Regions from separate parts of the Homo sapiens genome. Here regions 1, 3 and 4 are each linked to region 2. Evidence: chromatin loops called from intact Hi-C (ENCODE). Cell type or tissue: PC-9. All regions are shown on one strand.

Region 1 (8,000 bases), 58 kb before region 2:
CAATAGAATATTATTCAGCCATAAAAAAAGAATTAAATGCTGTCATTTGCAGCAATATGGATGGAACTGGAGGCCGTTATGTTAAATGAAATTAGTCAAGCACAGAAAGACAAACACTGAATGTTCTCACTCATATATGAAAGCTAAAAAGTAGCTCTCATGAAGGTAGAGAGTAGAATAGTGGTTACCAGAGGCCAGGAAGGGTAGGAGGAAGCAAGGCGGAATGGAAGGGAAAAAAGAAAATAAATGTATTTATTACCACTGAACTGTGCACTCAAAAATGGTAAAGATAGTAAACATATATATTTTTACCTCAATAAAAAATAAATAAAATTTTAAAAATTGGTTTTATTATACGTTGTTTTGCTTAAAGTTGCAATTTCCAAGAACCTATTGAAGACACTGAGTGAGGACCTCTGCCTTGATCTTCTTCTACTTCCACTTCTTGATTTCCGTATTTTCTAGAGAATTCCTTCGAGTGAAGATTTTATAGTTTACTAGTTGAGATCATGAAAATCAGGTTTCCAAACATAGATTATAGATTATAGACTATAGACTAACATTTACTGCATTATTATCATTATTATTATTTTGAGACAGGTCTCACTCTGTTGCCCAGGCTGGAGTGCAGTGGCACCATCTCAGCTCACCGCAGACTTGATCCCCTGGCTGAAGCGATCCTCCCACCTCAGCCTCCCAAGTAGCTAGGACTACAGGTGCACACCACCACACCCAGCTAATTTATTTTTGCATTTTTTGCAGAGGTGGGGTTTCTCCATGCAGGCTGTACTGCATGGCCTTTATTGAAGAGGTTTTATGTCTTTGCTTCTAGCCTATGAAGTGTCCGGAATTTTTCTTATAATTTTATTTTTTAAATGTTAGAAATGTTTATTTTGACTGTCTTCTGTTTTCTTTCTTCTTTTATACCAAAGTTTATGCTCCAAAAGAAAAAAATGTTTATGAACACACATTTTCCTGTCTTGGCCTTCTTCAGATTCCGTTGCTCTGATATTCTTGCTGCAAAAATTTAGACAAGTGTTGTATACCTTCATTCTTTGCTTTGACGTAAGGTCTCCATCCTAGTATTTTGACAGTTCGCTCTGATAATCTCTCTACTGCATTAGTTCCACCTGGAAGTTTCTAGTCCTAAAATACTGAAGTAGCCTGGTTAACCAAGTTACATTCAGGGATTAGAAAAAGCATTGGAAAAAACTTTAGTGTTCCAATGTAGTGCAAATGTTAATTTAGTTAAATCACTTATGAGCAAAAAAAGTATCACTGATCAAAACAAGCACACTCTAAACTAATGTAACTCATTTCACAGACTATCTGTCGTCGAAGGGATCTTAGAGATCACCTGATCTAAGTCCCTGATACCACAGATGAAGCCCGGAGAGGAGAAGTGAATTCCCCAGAGTCACAGAGCTGGGTAATAGTGACAAAAGCTGGAACTTGAAGCTAGGTCTCTTGATTCAGAAAGCTTGGTACTCTGCCACATAACCACTGAATTCCTTTTACTTTCTCTCCAAATCACTCCATGAACCAAGAGAATTTTCTTGACTCAGTACTTTGGTGACCACAGTTATTTTAACTTCATTGCTCTGTCAACCTCAAGTGGGTTTCTGGCATTCCCAGTTCCTAATTCGGTTATGCAATCCATCAGCAAAATTTGACCAACGCAATTTAGCTTGGGTGAGAAAATGTTTAGGCACTTTCATCAATAGTTTTTTTTTTTTTAAGCTTGATGAGACCATTTGATCTGCTGCAGGTGAACCCAATGTACTAAAATAATTGTTAGGACATGTGCACGTTCCTTTTATAAAATGCCTCACATAACATACATCTCTGTGTGAATTTTAGCCTCGCTTTGTGGTAGGATGAACCTCTTTTTCTGACCAAAAAGTACATGCAAATTGGTTCACTTCCCATAAACTTGGGTTCCATCTAAACAAATTGGTTAATTAAATAAGTAACAAATGAATATCCAATTATACAAATATTCATCAGGGAGGGCCATCAGGGTGAGCTTTCGACGTGAATAAGCGTCTTAGAATTACTCAAAAAAGATAAGAGTGGTGCCAAGCTGGGGGATTCTATTTCACAAATATTTCCCTTTCATATCTCTGGTCTTTGTCAATCTCTTTGGAGTCACCAAGGCAGACAAGCAATTGACAGTTTCTTGCAGTAAATTATTTTGCCTGGAAATCCTGCATAGCAGGTATTGCCTGACTTAGCTGGAAATGATAAACTAGCAATGTTGCTATTCGAGTTGGGAGGACCTGAAGGAGCATAAAGCTACCTGCTGTGTTTTCATATCTCCTAAAGGGAGTGATAAAGAACTTCAGTTTAATGGAGGGGGTTGGGGACGGGGTGAAGAGAGCAAGAAGAACCAGACTTCTCCAAAGCCTTCCCTTTGGGTTAAACTACCCAGAGAAAAAGCCAAACCCAGCCTTGATCACAACTCCATTCTGCAGCAACATCTCCAAAGATATCACAGATCTACAAAGATCTGAGTTATAAAAATCTTTCCCTGGCTTCTCCTGGAATGTTCTGAACTGGCTTCTTAAGAAGTGTTCTCCTGTGTCTGGTGTGGGTGAATCTGACGTGGCTTCTTGTATTTGCCAGAGGTGAATGGACTGTGCCAAAATGACCCACATCCTTCCCAGGGGTTTGGTGGGTGCTGATACCTAAGGTACTGCAGGTATTTTAGTGTCCTGCTGCCTGTCTGGAGCCAGGTGGCCTCATTTAAAAATTCTTGAGCCTCATTCTGCACTAGCCCCCACCACCACCATCACCGCCACTAACCTCCTGGCATTCTTCCCTAGGGCACTGGGATTCAGGCTGAGACCTGCTTTCTTACAGAGATGTTTCCTTCCTATCTGGCATATCCAGGTAGAAATCACGTTTCATAATGTTTTTCTCCTTTTGTTCTCAGATGTTCTAAGTCGGCTCCCTGCAGCACATGTCAACATTAGAACACCTGGGGCAGAGCTGGCTCCCAGAACAAAAGGACACTGCCAACAAGCTTGCTTAGTGTTTCTCTGCAGTGGAAATCTTGGGACTGCGGCCTGCTTAGAAATACCCGAGATAATGCAGGGGAGAAAAAAAGTGCAAGGCTTCCTATTAGAACAAGATAGAAAACCACATAGATCGTTTTAAGGAAGCTGAGCTTTTGACTGGACATGAGGGGAAATGGCGTAGGGAAGGTGGCCTGTCACTGCCCCGCTTTTGTTGAGTGTACTTTGGGCTTTATTTCGTTGGTCACGATTGCAGCAGGTTCTGCTGCTGACCTTCTATCAAGATGGTCCCTGGGTAATGTGGGGTCCAGCATCAGCTCTTGAGGAAAGTGGAAAGGCTGCTGAGTGTATGCGCCACAAGAAGCCCCTCCCTCAGCTCTGTCTCTCAATCACTAAGAATGTTGATTCACTAAAGTCCAAACTTGCGCTGGCGCCATCTTGGCCTCTCATGCCCTCCCTGGTCTCTCTCCGTCACCTCCATAAAAAGCTACAAGTGAGTCAGCTGCAACGGGAAAAAGGAAAGAGGTGTGTTTCTGGCTCCCATACATATGACTCTGAGCAGAGAACAACTGCAAACAAAGCCTTAAACCTGAAACTCTAAAGGGCAGGGTGTGGGAAGGTTTGCGGCCCGGTGCGGGCAAGGTTGAAGTGGCATGTTCAGCAGGTTGGACATGTGTACTTTCCTTCCATTTAATAATTAGAAAGGAATGAACTCTCCCCACTGAACTGCGGCCCAGCTCTGGTGCTCCTCGTGGAAAATACCACTTAAGACAACACCAAGCTTCAAAGCCCTTGCATTTCCTGGCCAAGGATAAAGGGTTCCCTCTTTCCCTGCAGTGAGTCCTACCCCTCTGAACCCAGCGCCAGTTACTCATGTTCTAGAATGTTTATTAATTAAGTTTGGCTTCTCTGGTTGATTTTGCAGAAAGATTTTTTTTTTCACACTTTGAAATCAAGCATCTGCACATGGGTTGGTTGGCAGTCTGTTTGCAGACAAGGATGCAGAAAGAAAAGTCCTTGGACTCCATGCCGTGTTGTGTGGCTGCAGAACGCTGCCTCTAGTGCCATTCCTCAAGGTCTGCATAACTAGAAGAAGTTATCTGTGTTGTTAACAGGAGACAATATCACCCTGTCGTACCTCTGTGGAATGTTGCTAGGTAAGAAATGAGAATTGTTCATCCAGGCCTGCAGAGGCCTCTCATGAAGGACCGGCAGATATTTTGCAGGAATCCTGGATTGTTTCCCTTGATATGAGGCTTAAACATCTAGAAAAACATTATGAAATGTGATTTCAATCCACCTGGCAGTAAGGGACCCTGTGGTGTTAGGTTTTTAAAAACTCACACACACTTATAACCATGGAGACAAGTTTTAGCCTGTACCTTGGAGCCCCTAGTTAAATCCCAGGAGACAACGCAACAGAGAATGTGTAGGGTGGGATTCAGTGGACTCGAGTCAGACCACCCAGGTTCCAATCCCAGCTCCTTCACTTATTAATGCTAAGTAGGAGACAGCGACAAATTACTGAACCTCTTTGTGCTGTGGTTTCCTCATCCTTAAAAGGGGAACAATAGTAGTCCCTACCTCGCAGAGTTGCTACGAGGATTAAATTATATTTGTAAAGTGCTTAGAAGTGTGTCTGACACATAGTAAGCTCTATATAAGTGTTTGCTAAATAAATAAAGGTGTATGTTGCAATTGTATTAGTTTGTGAGGGCTTCTATAAGAAAGTACCACAGGCTGGGTGGCTAAAACAACAACAATTGATTGTCTCACAGTTCTCGAGGCTGGAAGTTCGAGATCAGGGTGTTGGCAGGGTTGGTTTCTCCTGCAGTCTCTCTCCTTGGCTTGTAGACGGCCACCTTCTCCCTGTGTCCTCACGTGGTCTTCCCTCTGTAGCTGTCTGTGTCCAAATTTCCTGTTCATAGAAGGACACCAGTAATATCAGATTAGGCCCTGCCGGAATGACCTCATTTTAATTTAATCACTCCTCTAAAGGCCCTATCTCCAAATACAGCCACATTCCGAAGTACTAGGGGGTAGGACTTCGACATAGGCATTTTGGGGGGTGGGTAATGCAATTCAGCCCATAGCAACACTTTTAACATGAGCTCCTCTGGCTCCAGGGGGACTGTGTGCAGCTGAGATAGACATGTGTAATGGCAACTACCAAACCACATGCAAGGAGGCTCTTCGATCTGTGTGAATCATCTTTCAGCCCTGGTATGTTCATCCATCAAACTCTTATTTTATACTATACTCACAGGCTGGGCCTCTTCTGGGGACTTTAGGAGCACATTTCTTTAATTGGTCAAGTCTTTCATTTTCAAGCTCTATTGGATTCTCCCTAGTCCCGGCGTCCTTTTGCTAAAATCTGTCTTTGATAGACTTTGAGTATGTTGCTCATCAATCAATCCTTCATCTTTCCAGAGTGTCTTGATTCTTTAAGACTGCTTGCACACAGACTCAACCTGTTCTGTTTTTTAACTAATTTGATAGTTTTGTTTCTAATTCTTCATGGCGTGCCTTAATGGGTGGGACAGAATGCTCTGTATCTCACCACGCATGCAAGAGTGTTAGCTTATGAACAACTGGCTTGTTCTGATGGGGAAGGAAGCCCAAAGAAATACCATAGGAGTCATTAATTTTAGAAGTAGTAATGAAGATAAAATCCAAGTGTAAGTTTGAATAAAAAAAGGAAATTTAAAAATCAAGAATCCCCCCAAACCTGAAGACACAGTGGATTAGGCTTTGAGCTTCAGAAGAGCAGTTTACTCTTGGTTGTCTAGTACTCTTGTTTTTTTTTTTCTTTAATTCTCCATGGTGACTAATGTAATTTTGAACATATATAAGTGCTCAATGAATATTTGTGCATTAAAAGCATTTGATTGAGGCTAAAGTTTAAAAGAGACTATCTTAGGGCTTATCTGCAGAAAATTTATTAAATTCATTAATATGTAAAAGTACAAGTAAATGACTCAAAGGGGGTTTGAAAATATAAATGACTCAAAAGAGACTCAGAAGTAGAGGGCGTTTCTCATATAGGACCATTTACTCAAAGGGAAAAATATCAAAAATATTCTCATACAAAGAGGAACAATCTACTTAATTTGAGATAACAGTTTAACTCTCCTGCTTTAAACTTAAGAAGAGAAACAAGAAATCATAGATGATAGAAGAAGGACATTTGCCTAGTTCATTTAAACCAAATCCCTCAACAGAGGCTCGGAGAGATGAATTAACTTGTCCAAGATCATACTGGATACCAAGCTGCTAACCTGATTCCCATATCCTATGCTTCCTCCTTTCTCCTGGTGATCTGGTGATTTATTTAGTACATAAATAATTTTTAATAGGCTTCAGTTTCAGAAAGCATGCACAGTAGTCAAGAAATGGGTGCAACCCACCTGTTCATTGACAGATGAGTGGATAAAGCAAGATGTGGTCTCTCTTACAGTGGGATGTTACTCAGCCTTAAAAAGGAGTGAGTGTCTGACACATGCTACACTATTGATAGTCCTGTGTCAAATGGAATAAACCTGTCATGAAGGAACAAATACTGTAGGAATCCACTTATATGAGGTTTCTTATGTAGTCACATTCGTAGAAACAGAAAGTAAATGGTGGCTGCCAGGGGCTGGACGAGTGAGAAATAGGGAGTTGTTTAATGGGAGCAGAGTTTCAGTTTTGCAAGATGAAAAGAGTTTTGCGTGGTCACACAACAGTATGAATATACTTAACATTACTGGACTGGATTCTTAGAAATGGCTAAGAGGGTAAGTTTTATGTTAGGTAGTTTTTTGCCACAATTAAAACAAACAAACAAACAAACAAATAAATAATAAATAACGGCTGGGTGCAGTGGCTCACACCTATAATCCTTCAGAGGCCAAGGTGGGAGGATCACTTGAGCCCAGTAGTTTTGAGACCAGCCTGGAGTTTGAGACCAGCCTGGACAACATAGAGAGACCCTGTCTCTACAAAAAATTAGAAAATTAGCCAGGCGTGGTGATGTGTGCCTGTAGTCCCAGCTACTCAGGAGACTGAGATGGGAGGATCCATTGAGCCCAGGAATTTGAGGCTACAGTGAGCTGTCATCACACCACTGCCCTCTAGCATGGGCAACAGAGTGAGACCCTATCTCTAAAATAAATAAATAAGAGAGAGAGAGAAAGAGAGAGAGAGAGAGAGAGATAGGGAAAGTATGGGAGACAAAACACACACACACACACACACACACACACACAAAATGATGAGAGGAAAAAAGGGGCAGAATACCAAAGAGAGAGAGGGAAAAGCAAAGATGCATCCAGCTTTTTGCAGCCACGGAGCTCCCATCGCTGCCCCCTCCCCACATCCAGACTTCTGCTCTGATTCTCACTTCCACTCACCACACGTACCCATCTGTTCACCAAAATCACACTGCTGTTCACACCAGAAGTCCCTCCTCTACGATCAGATTCCTAATCCCAATTTCTACTCACACACCTCGTGGGAGGCCAACACCTTCTTCTGGTTCTTCATTCTCTTCCTCCCCAGGGCTGACCATCACCAAAGCCAAACAGCTCTGCCATACTTTCTACTCTCTAGGTAGCCAAGGAGCAGAACTAAACACAAGTGTGAAGATGAAATTTATTTCAGGATCCCTTGTGCAGCTCCTGGGCAGGCAAGGGGTTCTCACTGTGCTCAGCCCACAGGCTCTCCATCTTCTCAGGCCAGCTGCCCTTTCTTTGCACAGCCTTCTCTACTTAGTTCCTGCACCATCTCCTTCCCTCCCTCCATCTCCAAGCACCCTACCCCGCAATCACATCACCACCTCTCCTACACACGATTCTAATTGGCTCTCAGGCGATGGTCATGCTAAAAATAGAATTAGACTACAGAAATGATACCGGAGCAATATGGAAAGATGATGACTTATTTTCATGTGTTAATCTCTCAGGGACTATTTGCATTGTAGTGGGTGATACAACTCACATGACC
Region 2 (8,000 bases):
TTTCAGTTTACATTACTTAACCTCTTACATTTATACACTTCACTACCCATAAGTCTCCTTAAAAAAAAAAATCACAAAATTTTTGATCCAGAGGGAATTTAGAAAATATTCAGCTCAACTCTAAAGTTTTGCACCACTTACGAATTCACTGTTGTGGGGTTCCCCTTAGTCACTGTTGTTGAATTATGGGAATTTTCCGACCAAAAAAACAGATTGGCCCCCATCTCACATCATATACAAAATTTAACTCAACATGAATTTAAAACCTAAAGGTAAGAACTAAACCTATAAAACTCTTAAAATAAACATTAGGAGCAAATTTCATGACTTTGGGTTAGTCACTGACACGACACCAAAAGAAAAAACAGGTAAACTGGACTTCATCAAAATTAAAAACTCAAATGACAACATCAAGAAAGTAAAAAGAACCAAGCATGGTGGCATCTGCCTGTAATTCCAGCTATTCAGAAGGCTGAGGCAGGAGGATCACTTGAGCCCTAAAGTTCAAGACCAGCCTAGGCAACATAGCAAGACCTCGTCTTTAAATAAATAAATAAATAATAAATAAATAAATAAATAAATAATTATTTTAAAATGTAAAAAGACAACTTACAGCCTGGAATAATATATTGGCAAATCATGTATCTGATAAGAGACTCGGATATAGACTATATAAATAAATAACTCTCACAACTCAACAATAGAAAGAAAAATAATCCAATTTAAAAACAGGGAAAGGATTTAAGCAGACTTTCTTCAAAAAAGATAAATGGCCAATGAACACATGAAAAGATGCTCAACGGGATAGTCACCAAGGCAATGCAAATCAAAACCATGAGACACCGGCTCGGGCAACATAGTGAGATCCCATCTCTACAAAAGAATACAAAAATTAGCTGGTGTGGTGGCATGCACCTGTTGTCCCAGCCACTTGGGAGGCTGAGGTGGGAGGATTGCTTTAGCCCAGGAATTCGAGGCTGCAGTGAACTATGATTGCACCACTGCACTCCAGCCTGGGTGAGAGAGCAATACCTTGTCTCAAAACAAACAAACAAACAAAACCCCATGAGATATCACTTCATACCCTTTAGGTTGGCTAAAATAAAAAAGACTATAACAAGTGTTGACAAGGATGTGGAAAAACTGGAACCCTGACACATTGCTGGTGGGATTGTAAAATGGTGTGCCCACTTTGGAAAACAGACTGGCAGTTCCTCAAAAACACCGAGTTACCTTATGATCCTGCAGTTCTGTCCCTAGGTATATACTCAAGAGAAATAAAAATATATGTCCACAAGTAACCTTGTACATGAATGCTCACAGCAGCATTATTCATAATAGCCCATAAAAGTAGAAACAACCTAAATATTCATCAATTCATGGGATGAATAAACAAAATGTGGTATATGTGTATAATGGAATATTGACCATAAAAAGGAATGAAATATTAATATAAGCTATAACATGGATGAGCCTCACAAATACTATGCTAAGTGAAAGAAGAAAGTCACAAAGGACTTCATATTCTATGATTCTATTTATATGAATTGTCCAGAATAGGTAAATCTATAGAGAAAGAATATCTCTATCTAGAGTTGGTGGAATGACTGTTAATGGAGAGGGGGTTCCTTTTTGGAGTGATGAAAATGTTCTAAGGGTAGATTTGGTGATGATGGCACAACTCTGTCAATAAACTAAAACTCATTGAACTGTACATTTTATTTATTTATTTTTGAGATGGAGTCTTGCTCTGGGGCTGAAGTGCAGTGGCGCAATCTCGGCTTGTAACCTCTGCCTCCCAGGGTCAAGCGATTCTACTGCCTCAGCCCCCCGAGTAGCTGAGATTACAGGCACGTGCCACCACGCCCAGCTAATTTTTGTATTTCTTAGTAGAGATGGAGTTTCACCATGTTGGCCAGGCTGGTCTTGAACTCCCGGCCTCAAGTGATCCACCTGCCTCGGCCTCCCAAAGTGCTGGGATTACAGGCGTGAGCTGCCATACCCGGCCTGAATTGTACATTTTACTTCTATGGTATTTACATTTTAGATTATATTAATTATTCCTCAATAAAGCTGTGATTTTAAAAAGCAGGCTAGGCGCAGTGGCTGGTGCCTATAATCCCAGCACTTTGGAAAGCTGAGGCAGGAGGATCACTTGAGCCCAGGAGTTTCAGACTAGTCTAGGCAACATGTCAAGACACAGTCTCTACTAAACAATTAAAATTAAAAAAAAAAATTAGCCAGGCATGGTGGTGTGCACCTGTAGTCCCAGCTACTTGGGAGCCTGGGGTGGGAGGATTCCTTGAGCCCGGGAAGTCGAGGCTGAAGTGAGCCGTGATTGCGCCACAGCACTCCAGCCTGGGCGACACAGCAACACCCTGTCTCATGGAAGAAAGAAAGAAAAGAAAGGAAGAAAGAAAAAAAAAAAGCAGATTGGAACTCTGGAATTAACAAGAAGTAGGACGCACGGAGCACTTCCGCCTGAGTGGAGACTGTGGATCCGGGTCAACCTGACTACCTAAATCACAGGCCAATAAATGGTCTTTCAGTGGTCAGTCCCTGTAAGATCCGTGGCTCTCAGCTTCTTATCTTAGGGGCTGTGGAGGAAGGACATGATTATGTTGATTTAAGCGCTGAATATTTTCCCTTGTGATACCCATCCTCGCAAAACTTTGCTTCAACCACAAACGAGGACCTTCTGTACCAGAGGGGCAATAACCACAATGAAGCTAGGAAGAAATGCAGAGCACCCCAGCATACAGTCCATAAGCTTCCTGAAGTGGGGGGCCTCAGGCATCGCTGCCTCCCCAAAGAGGATCAGGCCCAGAACAGTATGCTCCAGAAATAAGACTGGAAAAAGGGAAAGAGGGGCCTCAAGTCCAGGAGACCAGCGGCTTTCTGAACGCGCACCTGCCAACCCACTTTGGACAGGTCACGATGGACAGCGTGGCAGGAAAAGAAAAGGTCACTGTCTACCCAACACATGAGAAACTGTTTCTCGTGCCTCACGTCCCCACTCCGTCCCCACCCATGTTGTCTGAGTCCCTCGGTGTCAGAAACACTGCTAAGAAATTTAAGAAATTCTGTTAATGAGTTTAAGAAATGTTTTTAATGATTAAAAGTCAGTGACTTGTGAATAACCATGTAACTTACAAACGCAAGGAACTCTGAAAGTGTGCAGCACCACCGATCAGAAGAGAAAACCAAGGGACCCGAAATATGCTTTAATTAAATTTTCTTTTAAAATGTCACTGGAAAGAACATCTTGGGAAGACGGCCTGGCCGATCGCCGTGTGAAGGGCAAGCCACTCTGGCCGAGAGGGAGCCCCACACCTCGGTCTCCCCAGACCGGCCCTGGCCGGGGGCATCCCCCTAAACTTCGGATCCCTCCTCGGAAATGGGACCCTCTCTGGGCCGCCTCCCAGCGGTGGTGGCGAGGAGCAAACGACACCAGGTAGCCTGCCGCGGGGCAGAGAGTGGACGCGGGAAAGCCGGTGGCTCCCGCCGTGGGCCCTACTGTGCGCGGGCGGCGGCCGAGCCCGGGCCGCTCCCTCCCAGTCGCGCGCCGCCGCCCCCGCCCCCGCCCCCGCCCCCGCCCCCACCCCCACCCCCACCCCCACCCCCAGCCGGCGCCCGCGCCCGCCCCCGCGCCGGGCCCGGCTCGGCCCGACCCGGCTCCGCCGCGGGCAGGCGGGGCCCAGCGCACTCGGAGCCCGAGCCCGAGCCGCAGCCGCCGCCTGGGGCGCTTGGGTCGGCCTCGAGGACACCGGAGAGGGGCGCCACGCCGCCGTGGCCGCAGGTCAGAGTACGGGTGCCCGCGGCGCTCGGGAACCGGCTGCTGGCTGGGCGGGGAGTGCTCAGGGAGGGGGCGCGGAGGGCTGGGGCCGAGGGTCTGGGGGCTAGGGCCGAGGAAACGGGAACTGACGGGGTCCCAGACGGATGAGAGCTGGGGAGAAGGGGGTCTCGGCTGAGGGGTCCGGGGCTGAGGCAGGGTCATGGTCCGGCAGGACCCGGACTGACGGGTCGCGGGCGGGCGGCTCACGGGTGACCGGGTGAAGGGGTCTTGGGCTGAGGGCACCCGGGCTGAGGGTCGCGTCTACCGGAGCGCGCACTAGGGGCGGAGGGCGCGGGCACAGAGAGCCGCGGCCGGTGCCGACTCGAGTGGACGCGAGCCGGTGCGTCCCGGCTTCCAGGACAGCCCCCCTCGGGAGAGCGCCGGGTGGGCGCGGAGCCGGGGACACGGGGACCTCCGCGTCCCCGGCGGAGGTGCGCAAGCGTCGGGAGCCGCTCCGGGGGAACTTTGGAGCAGGGTGTCTGGACCCGGGGAAGCGAAGATCCGCGTGCGTCCGTCCTGAGGCCGCGCGGCACCCCTGCTGAGGAGGAGGTCCCGTTCGCTGTCCAGAGCCCAGGGGCGACCGCCGCTTGGGGACCGGGGGACCGTTCAGCGAGGGGCGCGCTTGTAGCTGGCCAGGCCCTGTGCCCTGACGCGTTGTGCTGGCCCTACGCCCGGCGGAGGGGCTGGGGACGGGGACTGGGTGCCTCCGTGCCTCCGCGGATGGAGCGCGCAGCCAGGACCCCCAGCCGCACCCCGGGGGGCTGGAAAGGCGAAGTCGCTGCTTTGTGGGCTCCTGCAAGTGCCAGGCGCTGACCACTCCTCCTGGGAGCCTAACTGAGGGGGGTAGAGGCAGCAGAGGTTAACAGAAATCTCAGGTCCCTTGGTGGAAGGTGGGTGTGTAGTCGTGGTACTTTACGCCTCGGTGTTTAGGGAGGAGCCTAAGGTAAGGAGTCAGAAACGGGGAGTAACCGAGCTGCGGCTTTTATATAAGGTCAGTGGTAGGTAAGGAAGGGGCCTTAACCTCTGCTGGTGACCAGAAGCCTGCATTTCTGCATTCTGCTTAATTCCCTTTCCTTAGGTGAGTTGGCTCACTCTCATTGCATTTTGTTGGAATGTGTTGGTGATAGGTCCGAAATTTGCAAAATTATTGTATTATCCTTATATCATTTTTTTTTGCAGTGCTCTTGTTTTATAAGAAGAATCCAATTCACTTGGGTCATAGGCTAACGGTTGTAAAAATAGTGTCATTGTTATAAAAGAAATCAAGTCAAAAATAGTCGTCTGCCATGAAGAAACTAAAATTTTTCTTCTTTTCCTTGCAAGATTAGGGACAAAATGTAAAGTTTATTTGTGTAAATTATCATTTGGATATAAAACCAGACAATGATAAACTGAGTTGTATAATACCTATTCCTGGAAAACCTCTGATTTTGAAGTACATTATTTTAACCCCAACTGTTTCTGTCATTCGTGAGACAAATTGTTAACTGGATTTATTAAGAGAACAATGAATAACTTAACTCTTTAAAAGGACCTGGGCAAATCTTCGACAGGTTTCAGGTATTTTATGGCAGTCTTTCTGTCTATTGCTAAGTGATCGATTGCTGACTGAGAACAGAACCAACTGATGGTGCTAGATGATTTAGAAAACCTTTCTGGTATAGGGACTGGCATGGACATTCACTGTGGCTTTTCTCTTAAAGAAATACCTTTCACTCCTAGGGGAGTTTGACAGAAGACACTCATAGATGCTACCAGTTAGCATTTGGAGTAATATATCAAAACATTCTGTTCAAGTTTTAAAGTAAGTTTTGTGTAGTATATTTTCAATCAGATTCACTTTGGAATCAAATACACTTTATTTGATTCCAAATAAAGTGTATTTGAATATTCACTTTAATATACGAAACTTTAAAGGTAATGTCTCAGCCAAAAAGTGAAGTGTATTACAAAACTGTCCATTTTTGTCTTCTTGTGTACTTCACATAATTTTTCTCCCTGATTTAAATTATATGATATTTGATAGTTAACTTGCTAATAATTATGTCTTAAGAGATCTTTGAATCAACTGGTGGCCATCTCAGTCTTTTAAAACTCACTTGAAGGAAAAGAGAAACACTAATGATGGTTTTTTTTAAAATCAAAAACTTTTTTCATATTTACAAGTTTGTTTCTAGTTCTTAAACAATAACTGCTGTAAAACCATGGCATCAGTGAGGTATAAAGTTTTGTAGAATCCCAGGCTGAAGACTTTTTGGATGTCGTTTTCTCATTTCTTTACATTAAAAAGAATATAATTTCTTTTTAAAATTAAAACTAAAATGTCCACCGGCCTCATATTCTTTATTGAACTTAAGTGCTTTGAAAATATTTTTGCGATTGATATTTTTAATGATAAAATATAATATTTTCTTTGAAGGACTAGTTTCCTAAATGTTCATTTTTTTGTATGTTTCAGAACTACTTTTAAAAAAATTCTAGATTATGCTTTAAATTGCAATATTTCTAAATTCCTATGACATTTAAAATGTGTACAAGAGAAAAGGTGTGACATGAGGAATATGAATTAGAAGTGGATTACTAATGGTCGTAGTGAATTGTTTTTAATCAGTGTTATATAAATATAAACAAATACTTTTTTCTTCTGTAATTTTCTGACAATAAGGATGTTAGCCACTAACCTTAATTATCAAGATAATTATGTGCATGAAAGCTGTGTAAAAGGCACAACCGTGGAACATATACAAGTATTAATAATACATTTCATTTAGTTTTCAGGTTATAAAATCGTTATTAATAACAAGAGGCTTTCATGAAGTAGGAAAATATGTTAAAATGACATTTTCTGAATGTTTCACACATTCTGGCCCACACTTTCACTTCTTTCCTAGCATCTATATATTCCCAATGCATAGGACAGAGTTGGTCATTCTAATTGTGGGTGTCTTTCTGCTGGATTCGTTGTCACTTGGACTTGGAAATACAGTATGTCATTAGGTGTGGCAAATGTACTGGAAGAAGTTTTTGGTCTCATAGGATTCCACTAAATAAATATTAGCTGTAGAGGATTTTTAAAAACTCACTAATAGAGAAAACTTGGTGAAGTCACTAGTGTGTAAGCGTAAACATATGCACCCCCCACAACTGAATTTCTAATTTGCTTATTTTTCCTGGTAGATCTCCACTTTGCTTACTCTCTCTTAATATCCCAAAGCAACAAAAAGCGCAGTGATTTTAATTGCTTACAAAGGTCCTTTGAAACGGATCTAATTTGACTCCACAAAAGAATAGTAAGAGTTGTGAACAACCATCTTGCAAGTGTAGATATCCCCAGCGTATCAACTTCAGTTAGTTTCATAGCGTTCTAAATCAAAAATTTAGATTTAAGATTATTTGAAATCTTCTTGGAAGTTCTTACTTACTGTTTGCGTTTTCTCAAAATACAGAGGTAGATTGGGGGAGTAATATAGTATATGTTTTAAAGCTGTTATTTAACTAAAATGTCATGTTTTAAATTTTATTTAATGCACTTAAAGTAGGTTCTTGGGATAAAATCTATTCAGATGCAATAGGCCATGTTTTGGGGAAAACTTTTGTAGATGTTTAGATAATATCTGTCATCAATAATAGTATATGTTTAAATTATTTTGTAAAAACAGATTTACATATTTTTAAAATTTCTCTTCAACAATAAGTACACATCAATATTTTAATGCCGAGAATTTCATTCAGAGTATGACTGTTTACATTTTCAACTGTTTCAATTATTATGGCTTAGGCAAGTACCTTATCCTTTCTCTCAATTTTGTCATCTTTGAAACGGAGAAAGTGTTGCAGTTATTATTGCTTGCTCTTTTGCTATGATTTTAAGGCTTTATGAGCAAACCCATGTACTTTAAATGATGTGACCATGACCCTGAATTTAATTGAGCTGATATTCTGAAAAGAACCTTCATGAATATCTATGTCATAGCTAACTCTTTTACCAATGTTAATAGTTCACTGTAGTTCAAACCTCAATAACTTTGAGATTGTTAAGATTGAAGATGATGCTTCTCATGTGGTGATCAATTTATAAACTGTTTCTGGGAATATTTTATTATCATTCAATTTAAAATTGTATTTTCCATTCCCTGATGACTTTGGACAAAAATCAGCATAGTAA
Region 3 (8,000 bases), 56 kb after region 2:
TCTTTTCCTAAAGCTATGCAGACATACAACATAACTTTGGAAGAACCAGTTAAGTTTGTATTCTAACTATGCCCTGTAATTTAGGAATAACTACCTGCTAAACACTGAAAATCTGTTGGTGGAAATCATCGGGTAAAACCAAAGCATAAGTTATATTATTAGGGGTTGGTAAGTGGTTTTGTATATGCAATAAAAAGGATTAGATGGCTGGGCGTGGTGGCTCACACCTATAATCCCAGCACTTTGGGAGGCCAAGGCGGGCGGATCACAAGGTCAGGAGTTCAAGACCAGTCTGGCCAATATGGTGAAACCTAGTGTCTACTAAAAATGCAAAAATTAGCCAGGCATGGTGGCACATGCCTGTAGTCCCAGCTACTTGGGAGGCTGAGGCAGAAGAATCGCTTGAACCTGGGAGGTGGAGGTTGCAGTGAGCTGAGATCACGCCACTGCACTCCAGCCTGGGCAACAGAGCGAGACTCCGTCTCAAAAAAAAAAAAAAGATTAGATATTTGAAGAACCATGGGATGGGTGTCCCGTTAACTGTCCATAGGGCCAAGGAAAATGGAGAAAGATGAATTTGAAATAAAATTCTCTAAAAATAGCTGAAAAAGAAAAACTTAGATATGTAAGTGTTTTATGATGTGAACATTCAATGAACAGAGGAAAGAGATGTGCCTAGGAATGTTTGGTGTTGAAGATATTTACCTTTTTAATAAAAGAGAACAAATTAAACAAGCAGTCTTCCTTTCTTGTAGGAACTGTATTTCAGGGTAATTACATGGCTTTAGTTGCTGAAGGAAAGATCTTCCTTATAGAAAAATGCCTGCTGTCTGGGTACAGTGGCTCATGCCTGTAATCCCAGAACTTTGGGAGGCCAAGGTGGACAGATCACTTGATCCCAGAAATTCAACACCAGCCTTGGCAACATGGTGAAACCCCATCTCTACAAAAACATACAAAAGTTAGTTGGGCATTGTGGCACGCGCCTGTGGTCTCAGCTACTCAGGAGGCTGAGGTAGGAGGATCGCTTGAGCCTGGGAGTCAGAGGTTGCGGTGAGCTATGATCGCGCTGCTGCACTCCAGCCTGGGTAACAGAGCAAGACCCTGTCTCAAAAAAAGAAAAAAAATTTCCTACTAATAAATGTGGAAAGAGTGGTGGAATTAGAAAAACATTTCATAAACTCCAAGTATTGATTCAGGAAAAGATGATAAAGTTTGTTACACCTTTAGGTGAATGATTAATGAAACTGAACATCCTTGTAATACCAAAGTAACATTGCACTGATGACTGTCTAATTGAAGGAGAAAAAGTAACTGTACAATGGAGAGATGAGACATATCACCATTCTAACTTAGTGGTAGATTTTACCATGGCTGATGGTCAGTCATATATTTTGCCTTCTGATGTGATGGAATAGGAAGTACACATCCCCTATGGTATATTCAAGCCTAAAATGTTTAACTTGAATCCAGAAATCCTTGGATATAGTGTCCAGTTTATAAGAAACACAGGGGATGGAGAATCAAGCTAAATGATACAACAAGAAAACAACCAGACAAATTCAGAGGTTGAGACATTCTATCTGATAACTGGCCTGACCTCTTCAATTAGTCAGTGGCCTTAAAATTAAGGGGAAGGAGTAGTCATGCTAGATTTAAAACAGCTTAGGAACATACAGCCAAATGCATTTCATCATACTGGATTAGATTAGGGTTGGAGCAAACCAACTATAAAGAACATTTGGGGTCAGCTGGGGAAATGTGACTATGGGCTGGGTATTGTTTGAAATGAAAATGTAATTAAATGAAAAGATGGAGATTATTGACTTGAAAAAGCAGAGGACTACCAGGAAGTACCATATCTCATTTTGATTAAAAAATACACATGCTGTATGTATGTGTATATGTGTATGTGCTTATGTATCTGTATATACATATGATCATACATATGCCCAGAAAAAGACCCAGATGCATAAACTTTAAGAGTTCAACATTGGTTATATCTGGTAGTGGAAGTATAATCATTTTGTTTTTACCAGTCTGTATTTTCTAATTTTTAACAATGAACGCGGATTGGTTCTATAATAATGAAAGGTGGTTTTTTTTTTTTAAACAAAAAAACCCCTACCTTTTCAGATAGAAAAGCAGCAGTGTATTCTTTCCTTCAAGGAAAATGAAAATGTTTCCTTGGAGGAAAGAAGATATAAAGACTAGAAAACACTCTAGTATCTTTAAAAACCACCAAGCTTTCAAATACAAAGATTTAACATATGTAAACTGTATTGTACTTCATTTGAAATTCAGTATCTTTACTAAAGAGATTTCTTTTATCCTATCCTACACACGTACAGTATTATTTAATGATGTGCACACAGAACTCTGCCAGCCTGAAACAGTAGGTCTAAGACACGTTTGTTGTTTTTGGCTCCCCTGTGTTGATCTAAATCACTGCCTAGTAGCCCTTGGAAATTTCTATCCCAAAACGTCCCACAGGTGCCCAATACCATGGATTCTCATTCCCCAAGTTCATTCTCACTCTTCTCTCTTGGTTGAGTCTTGCCTTTCTTCACTCTGTTCCCTTTCCTTGTTCCTGCCATCCAAAGCTTCTCTGTCTTTCAGGCTCATCTCAGATTTCCTCTCTTTCCTGAAGGCTTTTTGGATTCCTTCCATCTCCATGCACAGTCAGAAGGGCTCTGTTCATCTCTGAATATCTTTCGCACTCCATTGCATCTGGTTTAAATCCCTTCTCTGCCTCTTATTAGCTATGTGATCTCAAAACTCAATTTCTTTATCTGTAAAATGGTGATAATAAATGACTTCGCAGGGTTGAGGGCCTCAAGTCAGTGGCGAGTACTGCAGTAGAGGCAGAATACATAGCTCAACAGAAATTACTCTAGTAATGGTCATGATTGTTTGCACTTCTCTCAAACCACCTACTCGTATATTAGAGTGCATTGTGCTTGTCTTATCCTCTTTACTAAAAGTAGGAAAATGGCTTGAGAATTGATGCTCAGTCTTATTTATATTATTCTATCCCTAGTTATGTGATACTTAACTGTATTGCTCGGTATTTAGCAGCCCATTATCTAATCATAACATCACCCTCATTCTTTCTGAGCTTGTTTCCTTTTTGTGAAATGGGGCTACCATTCAATCTCACCGAATTTTTTTTTTTTTTTTTGAGACAGAATCTTGCTCTATCACCCAGGCTGGAGTGCAGTGGGGCAAACTCGGCTCACTACAACCTCTGCCTCCCAAGTTCAAGTACTTATCGTGCCTCAGCCTCCTGAGTACCTGGGAATACAAGCATGTGCCATCACACCCAGCTCATTTTTGTATTTTTGGTAGAGACAGGGTTTCGCCATGTTGGCCAGGCTGGTCTCAAACTCCTGACCTCAGGTGATCCACCCACCTCGGCTTCCCAAAGTCCTGGGATTACAGGTGTGAGCCACCACGCCCAGCCAATCTCACAGAATTTTTATAAAGTCTAGACAAATTTTTATTTTAAAAGACTTAGCACAGCCCCTGACAGCGTAGGCACTCAATAAATGTGGAATCTGAATCTTACTTAAAGCTAGTTTATATTTTCAAGTCTTCTTACTTTTACTAATGCTGCTTTAAGATATATTCTATAAGTTCAAATGTAAAGTTCTAGATTGGGAAAGAATTTATAATGTGTCTAATAAAGATTGTTAGAGACAAACTTTTAGACTGAACCATCTACTATTAATGGACTGATGAATCTTACCGGAAAATAAACATAAAATATACTCTGTGTTGCCTGTGGTTTAATTGCCATCAAAATTAAGTTTATTATGTACTGATTTCACAGTTACATTTTATTTTCAGTCAAATATCTATTTGTTGGTGTGAAGAAAATATGTCTACTTCCGCTAAGTGAACTTTAAAAATTTGTACTTGCTTTTGAAGATTCCATACTCTATATACCGTCTCTTCCTGAAGCGTATTTATGTAGCTCCTGTTAACATAAGAGCGATAAGAGTGTTGCTTGATGACTGCTCTTATTGCTTTATTAAAGTGTCATGTAAGATTTAAATATTTGATTATAAGAATTCATAATATAATTTTGAAAGCCTACTCTGTTCCAGACGCTGATTTATTTAAATCATCTCTAATTCTCACAACTCCGAAAAGATAAGAAAACAGAGATGTGACAAGGCTTGAATGCAAACCCAGGTCTGTTTGACTCTTTGTTCATTTTGAATAAAGACAAATTACTCAAAGCTTTACTGCCAAAAACTATTATCTGGTTCCACATTGAAACCCTATTCAATAGTTGTTATTATTTTCTTCTTTTGCTTTGAATAACCTCCCAGCATTGTTGTGAGTTTCAAACGAAATAAAAACACTATACAGATCCAAGGTGTTTTTTTTTAGAGTATTGTTACCTCAAAGTAGAAATTTTCAAATAGTAATGTTATCATTTTCTTAAGAGCAAGGAACTTTGTCAATAGAAACAAAAACATCATACCAGAAGAACCCCAGAATGCTGGGATGACTCATGAAGAATCTGTGAATGAGGCAAGAGAACATTCGTCAGCAAAATGACTCCGTGAACTGATGTTCAAATATTATCAAATTTTAATTACCGAGTCATAATTGAGTACTTACTTTGTAGAGAGCACCATATCTAAACCCTGTGGTGAATGATGACATTTTCATAGGTAATTCCTCCACATTAAGTGATTCATCATAGAAAAATGCTTTCATGCTGATGACTTCCACCATGACTGTTGGCATTAAGGATCATTGACCTGAAGAACTGATTTGAACGTCTTACTGCATCATTTTAATGAGATAGAGCATCGTTTGGAGCTTTGGACTGGGAATCAAGAAACCTGGTTTCTAGCTCAAACTCTGCTGCTAATTTATCTAGGTCATGCTTTGGGCAAATCATTTCATTCCTCTGGAACCCATTTTCCTTATATCAAAAATTAAGAGTTGGAATATGCTAATCTCCCTCCTATTAAGTTTCGTGAGCCCGTGATTTCAACAGTACGTAAATTTCCTTTAGTACAGTCACAGAACTGGTAAGTGACACCAGCTGAAACTGAGTGCAGCTCCGCGGCTCTACGCTTGCTGTAGAACCTTTGTGAATTCCCACTGTGCTTCACCAGTGACAGGATGTGCTACCCAATAAATCTCCATATAACTGATCTTGAAAAATTCATTGATAAAATCTGAAAACTGAAAAAGATACATGTTTTAGAGGTTTAGGTTTCCCACAACATGAAAATGTGTCAGTTGATAATATAGTTCATGGTATTTTACTATGCTAGAAAACAGCTTACTAGAGAATTTCAGATATTACATGCAACGACAAGTTAACATAGTTTAGGTGGGACGTCTTTGGTTCAAAGTTACAGTAATTTCAAAAGTGTTTAGTTGATCCCTAGAAAGTGGTTAAACAGGTTAGTCTCTTTTTCAGGTATTAGAGGGAAGTTAACTTTTGAAGCTGGGCAGAAAAGGAAGTTTTCAGTTGGTTTTTTCCTTTTGAGACTTTTAATTTATCATCAGACACTATTTTTTCAGATGAAAGTGCCTTTTATACTGTCACCTAGGTATGAGTCAAGTATGAAAAGGAAATAGTAACTCAGGATCAGAACATGAATAAGTATGCAATATGGAGAATTTCCATTAAATTTTAAATAAATGAATTACAGTCATATTATTCAGTATCTCAACATTAAAACTCAAAAAGACCTTAAGGATTATTCTGTTTTGTGGAAAGGGCTTTTTCTGATTCTAGAGATGAGAAATGTGGACCCAAAGAGTTGACACAGTAGGTTTGTGGCTGAGCCAAGACAAAAACGTAAAACCTAGGCTTTCTGGCTCCAATGTCAGTGTTCTTTTCTACTGCTTCTGAGTTAAGAAGACCTTTTTTTTTTTGATACCAAAGATACATTTACTGGAGTTATTGGCTTCTTTTTTTTTAAGACAGGGTCTCACTCTGTCACCCAGGCTAGAGTGCAGTGATGCGATTACAGCTCACTGCAGCCTCGGTCTCCTGGGCTCAAGCATCCCTCCTGCCTCAGCCTCTCAAGTAGCTGACACTACAGGTACATGCCACCATGCCTGGCCAATTATTTTATTTTTTTATAGAGGCAGGGTCTCACTCTGTTGCCCAGGCTGGTCTCCAACTCCTGGGCTCAAGGGATCCTCTTGCCTTAGCCACCCAAAGTGCTGGGATTGCAGGTGTGAGCCATTGCACCTAGCAGCATTATTTTCCTTTAAATCAAAATAATATAATTGTTTAATATAATTATGTCCATAAAATATATTACTTTTGAAAATCTGAACAAAATTACAGTTTTTGGTTAAAGAAGAATGGATTTGCCTTTCAAAAAAATGATACACGAGAGACTGAGGCAGGAGAATTTCTTGAATCTGGGAGGTGGAGGTAGGTTGCAATGAGCCTAGATTGTGCCACTGCACTCCAGCCTGAGGGACAGAGTGAGACCCTGTCTCAAAAAAAAAAAGACACAGCTGAGTGTGGTGGCGAGCAACTGAAATCCTAGCTGCTCTGGAGGCTGAGGCAGGGGGGTCACTTGAGCCCAGGAGTTGGAGACTAGCCTGGGCAACATAGCAAGACCCCGGTCAAAAATTTTTTTAATTTAAAAAATTTTCCAAAAGGGGCACAGATACATTGAACATTGACCTTCCTTTGTCTGCTTTTATGGGACTATCCGGCTTGTTGTGATGGTTGTGGTGAAATTTACATCCAGGATACAGGATTATTTGTTCTTCTCAAAGGAGTGTCCCATTGGCCCAGCATTTCTCTCATGTTGTCTCTCCCCTGGGACTATGAAGAAACCCTGAACTGATGCAACCACCACTTGAAAATAAAGTTCCAAGCCAATCTGAATTGCACTAGGAAAAGGCAGCCATTCTTTTGGGTAGGGGGAGAAGTGAGCTTGGCTGGTCATTCTGGTTGTTAGCAATTATCTGGCTTCCGTGGGAGCATCATCCAGAAATTTACATCTTATTGAAACAAGAAGAAAATGGATGCTATTATCAGTTCGTTAGGTCTCTAAACTCCTTCTTGAATGATACATGTGATATGGATGTGCTGTTCTTTCATTACTCTCATCATCAACAAAAACAATATGTGTGTTTTAATGCCAACCAGGGACTCTGCTAGGTTCTAGGGATGCAATGAGATCTAAATGCTTAACCTTTTAGAAGCTAGCATAAATGTTAGTAGCACTTACAGCATTAAATGAAGCAGATTTTTAAATGAGGTTATAGCAAAAGAAAAAAATACTGTACATACAATTTTATACCAATACTAACATAGCTTATTTCACACAAAAGAAAAAGCTATTTAAGCAATTTTAAAAATTCATATTCATTCTAGAGAATAAATTCCAAATTTATAGCAAAAAAAGAGTGAAGTTTTCATTAGCTTTCAAGAATAATGCAGGCTCCAAAGTATTTAATATTCTATATTATGGGAATATTTTATGTAAGTCATCCCAACACCAAGTAATGCTAAAAATAACTTTATATAGGTTCAATACCATGATTTTATTAACTATAGATTTTTAGACCTTTTCTTACTTTTTGTTATTGAATCATTCACAGCTTTTATTGGTTGAATTGCCTTCTCCTAAAAGTACCAAAGTGTGAAGAGTTTTTATGGCTGAGTAATATTCAGATTCTTGTAGCCAAAGACAGGTTCTGTGAAGTAATATTGAAGACTAAATGTTGAAGAGTAGCTTTCTCTAATACCAAGCGGTCAATTTTTTCAAATATCATGAACTGGGGTAGAGTTAAGTTTTCATCCTCCTCATTATAGAATCATTCCTCATTATCCCCATTCTTTCTCCTGCTGAGGATGTGGTGGTGTACTCAAAGTCACATCCATACCCTTCTGTCTCCAAAGTCCTAGGAGAGATGGCCCTCTTCTCAACCTCTACATTGCACAGAACCTTACATCCCTCAACAGAAGGAGTACATAGTGCATAAGGAAAGTGGTC
Region 4 (8,000 bases), 120 kb after region 2:
CTAGTCACCTCTATTTTGTTATAGGATAACTGGTTTTCTCTGAGTTTTACACCAGAATGCCTTCTTCTTTTAATACGCCTTCTTACTTAGTGCTTTTCTCATGATCATTTTCCCAAACTTCCTAATGGACATAGTGTCTCATTTTCTGTCTGTTTTTAAACCTGATACTTTGGAGTTTAATCCATCAAACATTTATTGTTAACCTACTATGTGTATTTTGTTACACCTAGGAACAAAGATGAGAAAACATGTTACTCATATAATTTATATTCGAGTAGAATAACTGATATAAACCAACATCATAGTATAGTAACAGTTTAATACATGAGCTAATGTATGCATACAACAGGAGCCCAGCATTTAGGAAGCTTTTTATAAACTGTCCCAAACCCCAGGTTTTTTATATACTCCTAATTGAGTGGATGGATGGCCCATCAAAATGTCCCGTGGAAGACATATAATGTCAGAAGTTACCGAGTGACTCTGATAGGCTCTGCCTCCCCTACCCTCCGCACTCCTCAATTAGGAACTACTGGTGAACAAGAAATGAATGTAGTACAGCCATCCCTCCTTATTCCCTGGGATTGGCTCCAGGACCCACTCAGATACCAAAATTCCTAAATGTGCAAGTCTCTGATATAAAATGGCATAGTATTTGCATGTAACCTACACATACCCTCCTGTATACTTTAGATCATCTCTAGATGACTTATAATATCTAATACAGTATAAATACTGTATAAATAGTTCCTATGGCCAGGTGTCATGGCTCATGCCTGTAATCCCATCTCTTTGGGAGGTGGAGGCAGGAGGATCCCTTGAGCCCAGGAGTTCGAGACCAGCCTGGGCAACATGGTGAAACCCTGTCTCTACAAAAAAATTAAAAATTAGCCAGGCGTGGTGGCACACACCTGTAGTCCTAGCTACGCAGGAGGCTGAGGTGGGAGAATCGCTTGAACCCAGGAGGTCGAGGCTGCAGTGAGCCATGATTGTGCCACTGCACTCCAGCCTGGGTGACAGAACGAGACCCTGTCTCAAAAAAAAAAAAAAAGTTGTTATACTGTATTTTTTTATTTGTCTTATTTTTTATCATTGTTTTATTTATTTATTTTAGAGACAGAGTCTTGCTGTCACCCAGGCTAAAGTGTAGTGGCTCTATCACGACTCACTGCAGCCTCAAACTCCTGGGCTCAAGGGATCCTTCCACCTCAGCCTCCTGAGTAGCTGGGATTAGAGGCGCACACCACCACGCCCAGCTATTTATTTTTATTTTTATTTTTGTACAGACAGGGTCTCTCTATGTTGCCCAGGCTGCTCTCAAATTCCTGGCCTCAGGCAATCCTTTCACTTTGGCCTCCCAAAGTTCTGGGATTACAGGTGTGAGCTACCACACCCAGCCCATATTATTTTTTATTGGTTCTTTTTTCCAAATATTTTCAATCCACAGTTGGTTGAATCTGCAGATGTGGAACCTGCGGGTATGGAGGGCCAACTGCATAAGGAATTCTATCTGAGCAAAGTGGTCAGGAGGTCACAGAGGATTTTGAAGGAATATGCTATCTGGGGTTTTCTTTCCATTGTATTTCAAAATACAGTAGACAAGGACTTAATATGTGCCAGAAATTGTACTAAGTGCTGAGGATACAATAATGAACAAGATTCCTGCCTTTGTGGAGATTATATGGCAAGGGAGGAAAGAAAACATTATAGATTAATTCCTGTGATCAGTGCTGTGAGATAAGGTCATATCCTGAGGGACCCAGACAAGCCTAGCACCAGGGGCTGGGGTCACCAGTAGATAAAAATATGAACAACCATACCCCAGCCCCATGGAACAACACAGAAAGAAAATGGGGAAGAGTGAGTAGGGAACAGGATTTTTGACCAAAACCTCCTAGTTTAAAGGTTTCTATATGAAGAGGCCATGTACCAAGGATATATTCACTAAAAGTATCTAAATATAGGCTAATTCAATTTAAAGGAATCCCAACTGAGAGGTAAGATTTTCTTCCCCTCTAACACCCAAGTCTGGTCTCTAAGGAGGCCCCTACCAAACAATAGTTGTATTAGTCAGCGATAAAATTTATTTAGGGTCAATGGAAATGAATTTATGAATTTGAGACTCAAGGGTACATGTCAGTTTCTTCTTGGGAAAATCCAAGGTAATATTCACAGAGTACTCAGATGGGAAAGTTGTCGTGTGCTGTCATGTCTCATGGTAGAAATGCTACCCTTAGCATAATAACATATAAAATAACTATCTCTGGCTGGGCACAGTGGCTCATGCCTGTAACCCCAACACTTTGGGAGGCTGAGGTGGGTGAATCACTTGAGGTCAGGAGTTTGAGACCCACCTGGACAACGTGGTAAAACCCTGTCTCTACTAAAAATACAAAACTGAGCCAGGCATGGTGGCCCACCCCTTGTAATCCCAGCTACTCAGAGGCTGAGGCAGGAGAATCGCTTGAACCCAGGAGGTGGAGGTTGCAGTGAGCTGGGATTGTGCCACTGCACTCCAGCCTGGGCGACAGAGCAAGACTCCATCTCAAAATATAAAATAAAATAAAATAAAAATCTCTTTGTTCTGGGATTCAGCAGAGACAGAGTCTTGCTAGAGACATAAACAAATATGACAGTCTCTGCGCTCGAGGAGCATATAGTCTAGTGAAGCCGATCACCATAAAAACGCATGGCTGTGATACCACATCGTGAGTGTAAGAACAGAGCTATGTATGCATGGGGAACAGTGGACATGATGGCCAGGTACCCTTATTATGGGAAACATAGAACCCAAAGTGTGTTCCCAAAGGAACATGATTCAAAATAATATTTTGCTGAACATATTGGTAAGAAGGAAAGAAAACATATCTGAGTTGAAAAGTTACAGTTTATTTTTTCCCCAAACTAGTCCCCACTAACCCCTCTTACATTTTCCTTGTTGCTTTTCTTTCTTTCATTATCTTCTTTGACACTTCCTCACCCTACAGGCAGCCAGTTTGTCTTTCTGACAAACATCATTAAGTGGTAACTCTGGAGAGTCGGGAGATAACTATGGCTTCTCTCCGCTACATGTAAAAGTGCTCTCTGGACTAGTAAAATGTGATAAAGCACCATCCATATTTCTTTTTAACAGAGACAAACAAATCTTATAAACTCCCTGAGAACAAAGCCTATGTCTGTACAACTTTGAATTCTGCACAGTTTCGTATTTTAATTCGTGAAACGTGTTGATCCTTCTAGTGCCTGACCTTAGGTCAAGTGCTGGGGATACAAAGAAGGTGACCTTTGAATTGGGTCTTGAGGGATGAGTAGGAGTTGGTTCTCAATTATTTCACGTTTAAGTCGACATACTTCCCTCCCTTTGCTAAACTCGAATTCTTTCACTTTCTCAGCAGGAGTATGCATTAACTTTTAAAAATGAAAGTTAACGGTTTAATTTTTACTGATGGTCTGTGCTACTTTTGTGAAATAAAAACATGAGCAAAGTGGTAGACAGAAACCAGGACTCAAGAGCAGTGGAGGAGGAGGGCTTCTACTGTGTGGGAACGAGGGCTGGGAGAGCACAGTGTGTGTTCAGAGCAGTAGTAATCCAATGATTCATCCTGTCATTCCTCTTCCTCTATAGCCATCAGGTTTGGGCGGATGCCACAGGCCGAGAAGGAGAAGCTGTTGGCGGAGATCTCCAGTGATATCGACCAGCTGAATCCAGAGTCCGCTGACCTCCGGGCCCTGGCAAAACATTTGTATGACTCATACATAAAGTCCTTCCCGCTGACCAAAGCAAAGGCGAGGGCGATCTTGACAGGAAAGACAACAGACAAATCAGTTAGTTCTCTTCTGCTGTCTTCATTGGGGGAGGCGGGAAGTTGTTTTGGGTTTTTGTTTCTTTGAGTAAATGGTTTACTGCGCTACAAATGCACACACAGAATATTGTTCAACTGTTGGCTGTTAACATATTGCAGGCTGAGTCTGAAACGCAGGAAGTGTTTTCAGATAGCACAAGTCAACATTATTTTGAAAAGGGAGAAAAGTCCATAAAGTTTTTGAGAATAGTGTAACAATGTATTGGTCATCCTAACTTTAATGAATGAACTTAAGCCCCCTGAGCCTATCACCCTCTTTTAGGATCCATCTCCTTTCTCGGCATCAAAATAACTGGCCACAGCAATATTCATTCAAGCAGCCTTGCTTTCCTCTGGGAAGAACCCGACCTAGGTTTAGAAAAGGTATTGAATCCCACTATTTCACCTTTCAGGAGAACTACCAGAGTTACCTCTTTTTTTTTTTTTTTTTTTTTTTTTGAGATGTCGTCTCACTTTGTCGCCCAGGCTGGAGTGCAGTGGCACAATCTCGGCTCACCGCAACCTCCGCCTCCCAGGTTAAAGCGATTATCATGCCTCAGCATCCCGAGTAGCTGGGATTACAGGTGTGCACGACCATGCCTGGCTAATCTTTGTATTTTTAGTAGAGACGGGGTTTCACCTTGTTGATCAGGCTGGTCTAGAGTTACCTCTTAAGAAGTTCAACATGAGGCATAAAAATAGATTCTAGATATTATGTTACCTTTCTTTCCTTGTAGCATTCTTGATTATTCCGGGGCAACTAGAAGCTCTATCCTTTTATTACATATGTGAATTTTATCTTCTGCAAGGCTCTGAGCTGCCTGGACTACTTCAGTGGACTCTCCAACATCTGTTCACTCATTGAGCAGCACTGTTTAGAAAACCCAGAATGGGTTGTAATTGTTACTGAGTTAGGTTTTCCAAGCAGCAGAGCTCTTCTCTGACTGGAAACTGAGAAAACAACATGGAATTATAGAATAAAATTGTACCTGAATTCTAGTCCCAATTCTGCCATCAGCTTGGATGACCTGGATCATGTCTCTGTACCTCAGTTTGTTGTTGTTGTTGTTGTTGTTGTTTTGAGACAGAGTCTTGCTCTGTTGCCAGGCTGGAATGCAGTGGCGTGATCTCGGCTCACTGCAACCTCCACCTCCCTGGTTCAAGCAATTCTCCTGCGTCAGCCTCCCGAGTAGCTGGGATTGCAGGCGCATGCCACCATGCCCAGCTAATTTTTTTGTATTTTTAGTAGAGATGGGTTTTCACCATGTTGGCCAGGATGGTCTTGATCTCCTGACCTCGTGATCTGCCCGCCTCTGCCTCCCAAAGTGCTGGGATTACAGGCATGAGCCACCGCGCCCGGCTTTGTAGCTCAGTTTTTAATGACAGGGTTTGGCTTTGATTCTGATGTCTGCACAACGCTCCCAGGGCTGTAAGAACTGCAGAACACACTGAGAAGACACCGTCCCAGCCATGGAAAGCCCTTCTATGCAGTCATTTATTTTCACATGAACACCTCCCAGAGAGCTATGCAATGACTTGATAGATATGTGTAACTTTTCCCCTATTCAGATATATTGTTAGGAAAATCTCATTAACCTTTCATGTATTTTGATGACTATCTCAAGATGGTAGTTCTTCTGTTTAGCTAAACTAGTAAGAGTAGAATCAGTTAATAGAAAAAGGAAACTTATGGCATAAAGCCATATGGTAATAAGGACAATGAGTTTTCTGATTTGAAAATAGGTCTTTGATACCTCAACAATAATATACCTGGATTCAATTCTTTACAGTATAAAAAAAACCTTGCACATTTGTTAGGTTCGAGCCACATGCACCTGACTACTGCTATTATTATCCTCTTTATTTTAGAGATGAGGAAAATAAAGTCCAGAGAGGTTAAACATTTTGCCCTAAGACCCCACAGCAAGTGGGTAGAAGACCTGGGACTATAATGCAGGTTTTCTGGCCTCTAGTTCAGAGCATTCGTAGCATGCTAGCCCCTCAGTAGCATAGTACTTTAGGAAGCTAGTCTTTCCCACTTGCTGGTAGTAAGCCAGGGAGACATAATACACTAAGAAAGCTTCGGTCTGAGAAAACTTTCCATGATTGTTTTTTCTCAATTTTTAGAACAGTAGGAATTCTTCACCTCATCTGCTATCCCAACATATTCACAATTGGAAAATTTTTGTGCTGTTCTGTTCTTTTCAAATTACAAAAGTCCTTGACTAGGACTGCTGGCTTTTACATGCACAGGACTGCACAACACTGGTGTTTATAAAGCTCATTCGTTCAATGATAAAATTGGCCATAGCAAATCAAAAATAAATGAAGACCTCTGCGTAGCTGATTGGACTACAGAAAATAAGCCATTCATATCCAGGAAGAAAAAATTAAAAGGATTGCTGAAAAGGAAAGAGCCCTAAAGCAAACTATCTACAGTTTTGGTTAGTTTTCTTTTCTTTTCTTTTCTTTTTTTTTTTTTTTTTTTGAGGTGGGGTCTTGCTTTGTTGCCCAGGTGGGAGTGTCTTCTTATATTGGTCAGGCTGGCCTTGAACTCGGGGCTCAAGCCGTCCTCCCACCTCAGCCTCCCAAAGAGCTGGTATTACAGGTGTGAGCCACCAGCCATGGTTAGTTTTCATCAACTGCTTTCTCACCTTCTTTTCATCCTCTAATTCATACCTGCAATCCTTATTAGAAATCCTGTCAACTTAATAGTACCAGAAAGTCAGGCAAAAGACTGATAAAAAAAAAGCCTCGGTGGTCAAGAACTTAAAATTACACTACTGGTGTGCAACGTGCTCTTATCTGTGTTACTGGAGGACACCCTCAAGATACCTCACTCCAGTTGACTCCTTGGCTCTAAATCTTTGAGTTAAAAAATAAGGAGGTTCTTTATGGAATAAACAGGTATTAAGCTATTTAAAGGAGAGGGCTGCGAAATGCTTGATTATGGGCTTTTCAAGTTCAGAGGCCAAGCGTTTGTCATTTTCTTCCAGTAACTAGGACTGTGTCTTGCCCCTAATAGTTACTCAGACTATATTTGCTTAATTGAATTAAACACAGTTGCCTATGCCCTTTGAAATTCTGGACTTTCAACAGAGGGCCTCTAGCCCAATATTTGCTTACCAAACTGGACATCATTGATGATCTGGATTCAGGCAGGGTCTGGAAAAAGAGAGACTGGGCCAAATTAAAATAATCCATTCACTGATGACACAAAACTAAACTACAATTGTTTGGCACCCTCTCTTCTCCTTATCTTGCAAAATCAAATTAAGCACTAGTGGAAAGAAACAGTTCAGAGAGGAATATGGGAAAGGAAAAAAAAAAACCAAAATGTGATTTCCAACGAGACTAGAGATTTGTTCTTTATCTACATGGTCATGTTACTCATTTGATAGCATCTATCTCAGGGGTATTATGTTATCTCTTGGCCAGGACTCATGAAAGTTAAGATTTGCATTGATAGGAAAAGTTTTGCAGAAATATGGACTCTTGAGAGGGTGGGAGGTATATAAAAGTGGCTATGGCTGTGCAGCAGAGCAATTTGCATTTCTTATACACCCTGCTTGAGACTGATGTCATTAGTGTTGGTTAGGCCAAGGCTGGGGGAGGCTACTCAGAATAGTGGGTGACCAATTACCCAGAACCTTTGGAAAAGGAAATGACTTGATTGAAGAGGCCATTCTTTAAATGTATCTTACTGCTCAATTTCACCATTGCCTATTGTAGAATGCGCCCTGCCCGCTCAGCATTTGCCTCTAGGCAGACCAGGACTCCTTCCCCTCCCCAACTAATCTTCCTTCTCCTGTATCTTATTCCCTAGGGCCACTTGCACCTTTCAAAATGGATAAATTAAATTCCCCTGCTCCCCTTCTACCAACTTTAACATCATATCCTTGGTGTATGATGCCCTACTTTTCATTGTTTTGCCTAAATAAGAGTATGCTTGGGAATTTTAGGCTTAGGGCTGGGAAAAGATGGGATATGGAATCGTCAGCTATAGATTGCCGGACAAGAAATTTTAGGAGCAGTAGACCTTTCAACCGCCCTCAATAGGATGGAACTGACTGTCCCCACAACCTATTTCCCTTTCAGTGGCTTGCTCCAGCCAAGGCCCCTTATTTAAGAGATCTTTGTGCGCTCTGAAAACCATGC

The links. Peaks named below come from ENCODE experiments on the same cell type or tissue, not always from the same donor. Only the 100,000 strongest peaks of a DNase experiment are listed, where the experiment ranks them.
Region 1: a loop joins it to region 2, with 2.9 times the contacts of the local background. A loop is called at or near these places in 4 of 110 quality-filtered maps.
Region 3: it touches region 2 in a loop (2.1-fold over the local background); 4 of 110 quality-filtered maps call a loop at or near these places.
Region 4: it touches region 2 in a loop (9-fold over the local background); 5 of 110 quality-filtered maps call a loop at or near these places.

The regions. Positions count from the first base shown.
Region 1 is chr3:12,226,472-12,234,471 of GRCh38, forward strand. No RefSeq gene overlaps it. Among named protein-coding and RNA genes, the nearest start is that of PPARG, 59 kb to the right of the region's middle. In PC-9, no CTCF peak of the experiment used is centred here; DNase peaks (open chromatin) are centred at 1,580 and 4,170.
Region 2 is chr3:12,284,222-12,292,221 of GRCh38, forward strand. It overlaps PPARG (peroxisome proliferator activated receptor gamma), which reads left to right and starts at 4,849. Exons shown (of 8, transcript NM_138711.6): 1 at 4,849-4,913. RefSeq lists an enhancer at 2,832-3,410. In PC-9, no CTCF peak of the experiment used is centred here; a DNase peak (open chromatin) is centred at 4,790; H3K4me3 peaks cover 5,564 bases; H3K27ac peaks cover 5,411 bases.
Region 3 is chr3:12,340,698-12,348,697 of GRCh38, forward strand. All of the region lies in intron 2 of PPARG (peroxisome proliferator activated receptor gamma), which reads left to right. Among named protein-coding and RNA genes, the nearest start is that of PPARG, 56 kb to the left of the region's middle. RefSeq lists an enhancer at 3,967-5,166. In PC-9, no CTCF peak of the experiment used is centred here; a DNase peak (open chromatin) is centred at 4,604; H3K4me3 peaks cover 1,245 bases; H3K27ac peaks cover 4,345 bases.
Region 4 is chr3:12,402,257-12,410,256 of GRCh38, forward strand. PPARG (peroxisome proliferator activated receptor gamma) reads left to right here. Exons shown (of 8, transcript NM_138711.6): 6 at 3,626-3,825. Among named protein-coding and RNA genes, the nearest start is that of TSEN2, 78 kb to the right of the region's middle. RefSeq lists enhancers at 3,247-4,446, 3,343-3,922. In PC-9, no CTCF peak of the experiment used is centred here; a DNase peak (open chromatin) is centred at 3,655; H3K4me3 peaks cover 850 bases; H3K27ac peaks cover 4,915 bases.